2 separate regions of the Mus musculus genome follow, and region 1 is linked to region 2. A link is a loop called in an ENCODE intact Hi-C map of the cell type or tissue named here. Cell type or tissue: left cerebral cortex. All regions are shown on one strand. Links, peaks and the distances in the headings refer to the core of each region. The heading gives the core; the rest is flanking DNA. Region 1 overlaps Nacc2 (nucleus accumbens associated 2, BEN and BTB (POZ) domain containing). Region 2 has its middle 21 kb from the start of Tmem250-ps.

Region 1 (2,901 bases), core at 97-2,596, 58 kb after region 2:
CCTTATCACAGTAAAGGAAGCTCAGGGGTTAAATGAAACTGAAGGTATAGGGTTTGCCACACCTTTCCCAAACCCTGGTGGCTTTCAGTTGAGTATGGGAGTATGACAGGAAAAGGTGTGGCCTTGGCATCCTCCAGCCCTGGTGTCTTGGGTGAGAGCTGAGATTGTTTTTGTCCTAGAGACCTCACCACCCCTCCCCCCTTAGAGGGCATGAGCCCTGGCTTAGTTTATCAGACTAAAGACCTCACACATTGATGTCTGCTGGCTTTAGGCTCCGGGGTCTACATCACACGTGGCCAGCTCATGAACTGCCACCTGTGTGCAGGGGTGAAGCACAAGGTCCTGCTGCGGAGGCTCCTGGCCACCTTCTTTGACAGGTAGGTGTTTAGGGGGCTGCAGAAGCTTCTAGAGTTTTCCGGTAGCTGTGAGCTGCCTTGGTCATGAACGGTTTGAGCTTTTATAGCCTTCTGCTTTTTCCTAATACAGATGTGGGCGTCTGATATGGAGATGCCCTAGAGAGGCTCTGGAAAGATCCTTGTATATTAGGGCCCAGTCTGGTGAAATACTGGCTGTGTACCCCTCCCCAAAGGAAGTGAAAAGCTCTATGTACACTACCATGTGCATGAGTCAAAAGAGCCCCTTCCCTAAGGCAAAACAAGCCACTCAGGGGGCTCAGGATTTCCCATGGATAATGCCTGGGACAGTCAGCTTCCTAGTCTTGTCACTCAGGCTGCCCACTCACTGGGAGTTCTGTCCCTTAGAGTGTACATGACACAGGAGACACACATACTTTTTCAGGGGACACATGGGTGGGTGTGCGACACATGAGCTCTTTCACCTGGTATGTGAACGGGAAGCTCTGGACCAACTCTGCCTCCTTTCCTTATCCCTCCTCCAGGAACACACTGGCCAACAGCTGTGGCACTGGCATTCGCTCCTCCACCAGTGATCCGAGCCGAAAGCCACTGGACAGCCGAGTCCTGAACGCTGTGAAACGTGAGTGGGCAGTGAATGATCACTCCCGTAGGGTAGGTCTGGGAGACTCTAGGAATCAATCCATCTGGACTTGAGATCTCAACCGAGGCAGGCTAAGGCCCCAGGGTCATTCTGGGCCATCGGCTCCTGTCCTGCATGCTTGCTTTGGCCTATAGCACCGGGACCAGGAGAGAGAAAAGAGCAGCAAGTAGAACTCGTCTCGAGGTGTTAACGTCCTTGGTAGGTTTCCAAGTGTGATGAATTCAGCTGCGAAACTATTTTAATATGTGAAATAGATCTAATTTTCCTTTTTGAACAAAACCCCTTATTTACATGTTGAGGTTATTTTGAGCCTTTGCCATCTGTTCGGCCGGCTTCTGCCTCCCGCTCCTGCGTGGTGGGGCGGAGCCCAGTCCATCTCTGTGGCAAGCCACCGCCCAGCCCTGTAGCGGCAGATGCAGAAGAAGCTGTACTACCCAGCACACACAGAGACTGGCCCTGAGCACAGCTGCCTGGGGCCACTGGCCCAAGAAATGTCTTATCTTCTTTCTTAGAAATTCCCTTTGTGAGACTAATTCTACTTTATAGAAGAGGATAATTACAGTCCTGAGGAATGAAGTGACCCAGAGACACTGGAAGGTGGTGAAGCTGGGCTTTGAGGAACCTGTTCCTGGTTGATGCTTGTGGGGACCTTGGTCTCCAGCTCCTTAGGAAACAGAAGCGTTTGTTTTGTTACATTGAGGCGGACACCCACACTCCTTTTTGTCTGCTGTGTCTGAAACTAGGGATGGTGTTGACGAGCCAACTGATCATATGGAAGGGAGCTGACCTGTCTCATTTTTCAGGGGGAGGTGGGAAGGTTAGACACAGGTGCAAACCTGGTGGGCACCCAAGCCGACTTACCTTACTGTTATAGACATGTCCTAAAGAGTCATATATGGGCTTCCTGGGTGGAGGAAAGAAAAAGTGACTTCTGGATTGACAGCTCAGATCAGGGGACCCCAGTGGGGATCAAGCTTGCAGACACTCCAGCCCTGGGCACCTTACTTCTGTGGACACTTAGGCAGCAGTGGGCAGGGAGAGGCTGCTCTGACTCCTCTTGCTTCTCTCTCCCATGCAGTGTACTGTCAGAACTTTGCCCCCAGCTTCAAAGAGAGCGAGATGAACGTGATTGCCGCAGACATGTGTACCAATGCTCGCCGTGTCCGTAAGCGCTGGCTGCCCAAGATCAAGTCCATGCTTCCAGAGGGTGTGGAGATGTACCGTAGCGTCATGGGTGCGTCGGCCGCCAGCCTGCCTCTGGACCCCGAGTTCCCATCTGCGGCTCCACAGGTGTTTGAGCAGCGCATCTATGCTGAGCGACGAAGTGATGCAGCCACCATCGTGGCTCTGAGAACTGATGCGGTGAATGTCGATCTGAGCACTTCAGCCAACCCTGCCTTTGAGGCTAATGAGGAGGTGGATGGGGGTGGCTCTGTTATCCAGGAGGTGGCTGCCCCAGAGCAGCTGCCCGCTGATGGCCAGAGCTCCCCTCAGGCCTTTGAGCAGGGCAACACCAGCTCCAGTAGGCCTCAGACACCAGTGGCCACAGCAACAAGAAGGCCAGAGGGCACCTATGCAGGGACCTTGTAAGTGGCCGGCAAGGCCAGCTCACAGGAACCCAGTACTAAAGCTGCTTGCATGCGTTACTAATACAAACAAATGTGATCAAGCCACTTACCTACTGAACTGCTACTGCTGCCTGACAAAAATGTGATTTTTATTCTGCCTGTATTTAAAATGGATGAAGGAAACAAATGCATTCATTATACTGTAAACATTTAGGCCGCTGGCCACTCTCTGGGACAAAGGTCCCAGGGCAACTTTTTGATATTCCCCAGCTCAGTCTCCCGTGGTAGTGTTCTCTCTCCCTTCTTGGGGAGACAG
Region 2 (2,901 bases), core at 204-2,703:
TCTAAGATCTGTGCCTTTGACATCCTTGATCTTAGAACATGCACGGTACCCAACCTGCCAACCCTGGTTGTTCATGTTTTCTGTACTCATTCCCCCAGACATGCCCATGAAGTCACCCCATCTCCTATCTTCTGGACTCTCCTCCTCCTTCCTGGTGACTTCTAGGGAGTTCTCTGGAGAGCTTACGATGGGTTGAAGTCACTTTGGGTGTAGGGGTGAAGTGACTCACCAGGCCTCCCAGGCTGCTGAGGGTGTGTGCTGTTTGTTGGTCCAGCGACCACCAACCACTATCAGACCTCAATCCCTTACCTTCCTCTGCCACAAAGCCACAAACCCTCAGTGTGAGGCTCAGAGAAAGTGACTTCTGTCTACACCCCCTGTCCCAGTTATGTGCTGCTCTCCTGCAGATACCCACCCTTGCCTTACTAGCTGCTGCTTTTGTGTGTCTGGCCCACAGTGGCCTCCTGCTGTGCCTAGATTCTCGAGGTGACATAGGCTGCCTTCCAGCTCTGAAGAGTCATGGCTGGTTGGAATGGGGTTGGATGCGGGTACCCATGGCGATGTTTCTAGGGGTCACCCTCATCTGAGTCACACCTGTGTGGACTTTGAGACCTGTTTTTGCTTTGCTTTATTTTTTTATTATTTTTTTATTTTTTGAGACAGAATCTTATGTCATTCAAACTGGCCTTGAGCTCACTCTGTAGCTGAGGATGACCTTGAACCCCTGACCCTGCAGCCTTCTAAGATCTGGGATTACAAGTATGTGTCCTTATACCCTACTCCAGGTTTGGCCTTTTGGAGAAGTGAGCAGAGCCATGTGGTAATGCAAGAGACACTTCCTCAATGCAAGGGGCAGTCACCACCAGCCCCCGGGACACTGGGCTTTAGCTGTTCCTAGCAGGTGTATGCTTCCTGCAGCTGGCCAGTGGGCGAGTGTATAAAGTCTGCTTTGCCTGAGTATAATCAGGTGATGAAGGAGCACTAGAGTCTGTTTAGGACTGACTTGGCAAGACTCTTCTACTCAGGCAGTATGAGCAGCCTGGCCCTGAGTTATCATGAGAAGCTTGGTTAGCATCTAACATAGTTTCTCAGATGTGGGCAGCTCTTCTCAGAGCCTTGTCCACCATTGCCTCCTCCTGGGATTTGTTTTTTTTTTTTTTTTTTTCCTTTCAGCCTTACAGCATTCTCACCCCCATCCCCTGGCTGGGCCCCGACTACAGGAGAAGCAGCAGCATGTGATCTGGCCCGAGGTGGCTGCTCTAGCCTGCTCTCCAGTGCAAGGATCCTGGCAACCTCTGTTGCTGTTTTAGCAGATTCTCACTCTTTCCTAGGCTGTCTCCTGTTGGCATCACCTGCACTTCTCCTAGAGCCAGGCTGCTCTCTGCTGCAGTTGGCCAAGCCTGTCTTTGACATTGGAAGTTGGGGTTTTAGAAGCAGAGACCTGTGTGTCTGGTTCTCCCAGCCTACAGGCCTGTGTCCTCAATTTGGAGCTCATGCTGTCTCTCGCCCAGAGAGGAGTCTGAGCAGAGCAAAGCATGGACTCTGACCCAGGATCTGCCTGCCCTGGAGTCTGCAGTGCCAGGCCTGGGTTCTGAGTTAGGAATTTAAGGCCAGATTACTGGAGATTTTGCCCCCTCCCCAGGCTGTCCCTCTCTGGAATCCAAGCTAGGTCTCCAAGCAGGCTCTGCCTGGCCTGCTGCCCTTGGGATGAGGAGACCCTTGGTGAGAATGTTGCTGGCCCTTTAAGGGGAGGCTGGCTCCGTCTCAGGGGGAAGGAGGCTTTTTCTCTGGAGTTGTTTCCAGGTCCCTGGGGAAGGGCTGGCTGGGGCTCTTAGGAATCATGCCCTCCTCCCTGCACCAGGCCTGGCATCCTGGAGGGCACCCAGCCACAGATGGGCCTCCAGCTCCAGGCCCGCCCCTTGCTGGTGTCTGGGAAGCAGGCAGGGGTGGGGTGGGGCGGGAACAACTTGGGGCCTGAAAGTGCCCATATATAGTCACTGGGGGTGAGCAAGGAGTCAGGCCTGTGAGCTGTCTGATCCTGGGGTGGCTAGTGCCCCCTGGTATTCCAGTGGGGAGGGATTGCCATCTGAAAGGCAGGAGGATATAGGGTAAAGTGCACTGGGTCCAGCAAAGGCAGCCCCCAAGGAATGTTTATTGATTGAAAATAAAATGTCCCAATTCCTCTGTAGTTAGATCCAAGAATACTTTGAAAACTTCCATTTTGTAAAAGTCAGAAGTAACAGTATGTCCATAGTTAAAAGTGGTTGCAGTCCCTGGTGGGATTCATTCCAACATGAAAGGCTGAAGCCCCTTTTATGGGGGCTTCTGAGTGTCTCTTCTTACTCACAGCCCAATTTGGAGAGAAGGGCTTGCTTGCCTCAGCCTCTGATGTTTCTGGAGTCTCTCCATTCTGTCTCCTATGTTGCTGGTGTTGGTGTTGGTGGGGGTGGGGGTGGGCGGTGTGGGCTGCTACCTGTGGATGGGGCATTCCCTCCCCACTGGAGCCCCGGGCCTTCGTCCTTGGCCGGCCTCCTCTGCCCAGCCACTCTTTGCTGCACTCTTGACTCTGCTTTTAAAAATCACAATGTTAACACAGCTTTTGCTCATTTAATCTAGTTACTATTGTGCTGCTAAGCGCCTTTGTTAAGTTTTGTATATTGATACTTTTTGTTGTTGTCAGCAGTTTTTTTTTCTTTCTTTTTTTTTTTTTAAAGATATAAAGCCATTAGGGTGAGAGAAGATTAAAAAGATACATTACAATTAAAATGTTAATGAAATCTGCATCATACAACTTTTGAAACCCTTCAGGCATTTATCTTGCCTGTGTCATGTCCATTAACTTTGGCTATTCTTATTCCACACTGACCCCTGCTGAGAGATTTGTGCTATAATTGGATTTTT

The links. A loop is a pair of places that touch in the nucleus more often than their neighbours do. Peaks named below come from ENCODE experiments on the same cell type or tissue, not always from the same donor. Only the 100,000 strongest peaks of a DNase experiment are listed, where the experiment ranks them.
Region 1: it touches region 2 in a loop (1.9-fold over the local background); 4 of 42 quality-filtered maps call a loop at or near these places.

Annotation. Positions count from the first base shown.
Region 1 is chr2:26,059,668-26,062,568 of GRCm38, reverse strand. It overlaps Nacc2 (nucleus accumbens associated 2, BEN and BTB (POZ) domain containing), which reads left to right. Exons shown (of 6, transcript NM_001037098.1): 4 at 272-377; 5 at 899-996; 6 at 2,096-2,901. The coding sequence ends at 2,607. Among named protein-coding and RNA genes, the nearest start is that of Nacc2, 31 kb to the left of the region's middle. In left cerebral cortex, for the core only: no CTCF peak of the experiment used is centred there; a DNase peak (open chromatin) is centred at 1,332.
Region 2 is chr2:26,117,737-26,120,637 of GRCm38, reverse strand. It overlaps a transcript of Nacc2 not described here. Among named protein-coding and RNA genes, the nearest start is that of Tmem250-ps, 21 kb to the left of the region's middle. In left cerebral cortex, for the core only: no CTCF peak of the experiment used is centred there; DNase peaks (open chromatin) are centred at 1,499 and 1,752; H3K27ac peaks cover 946 bases.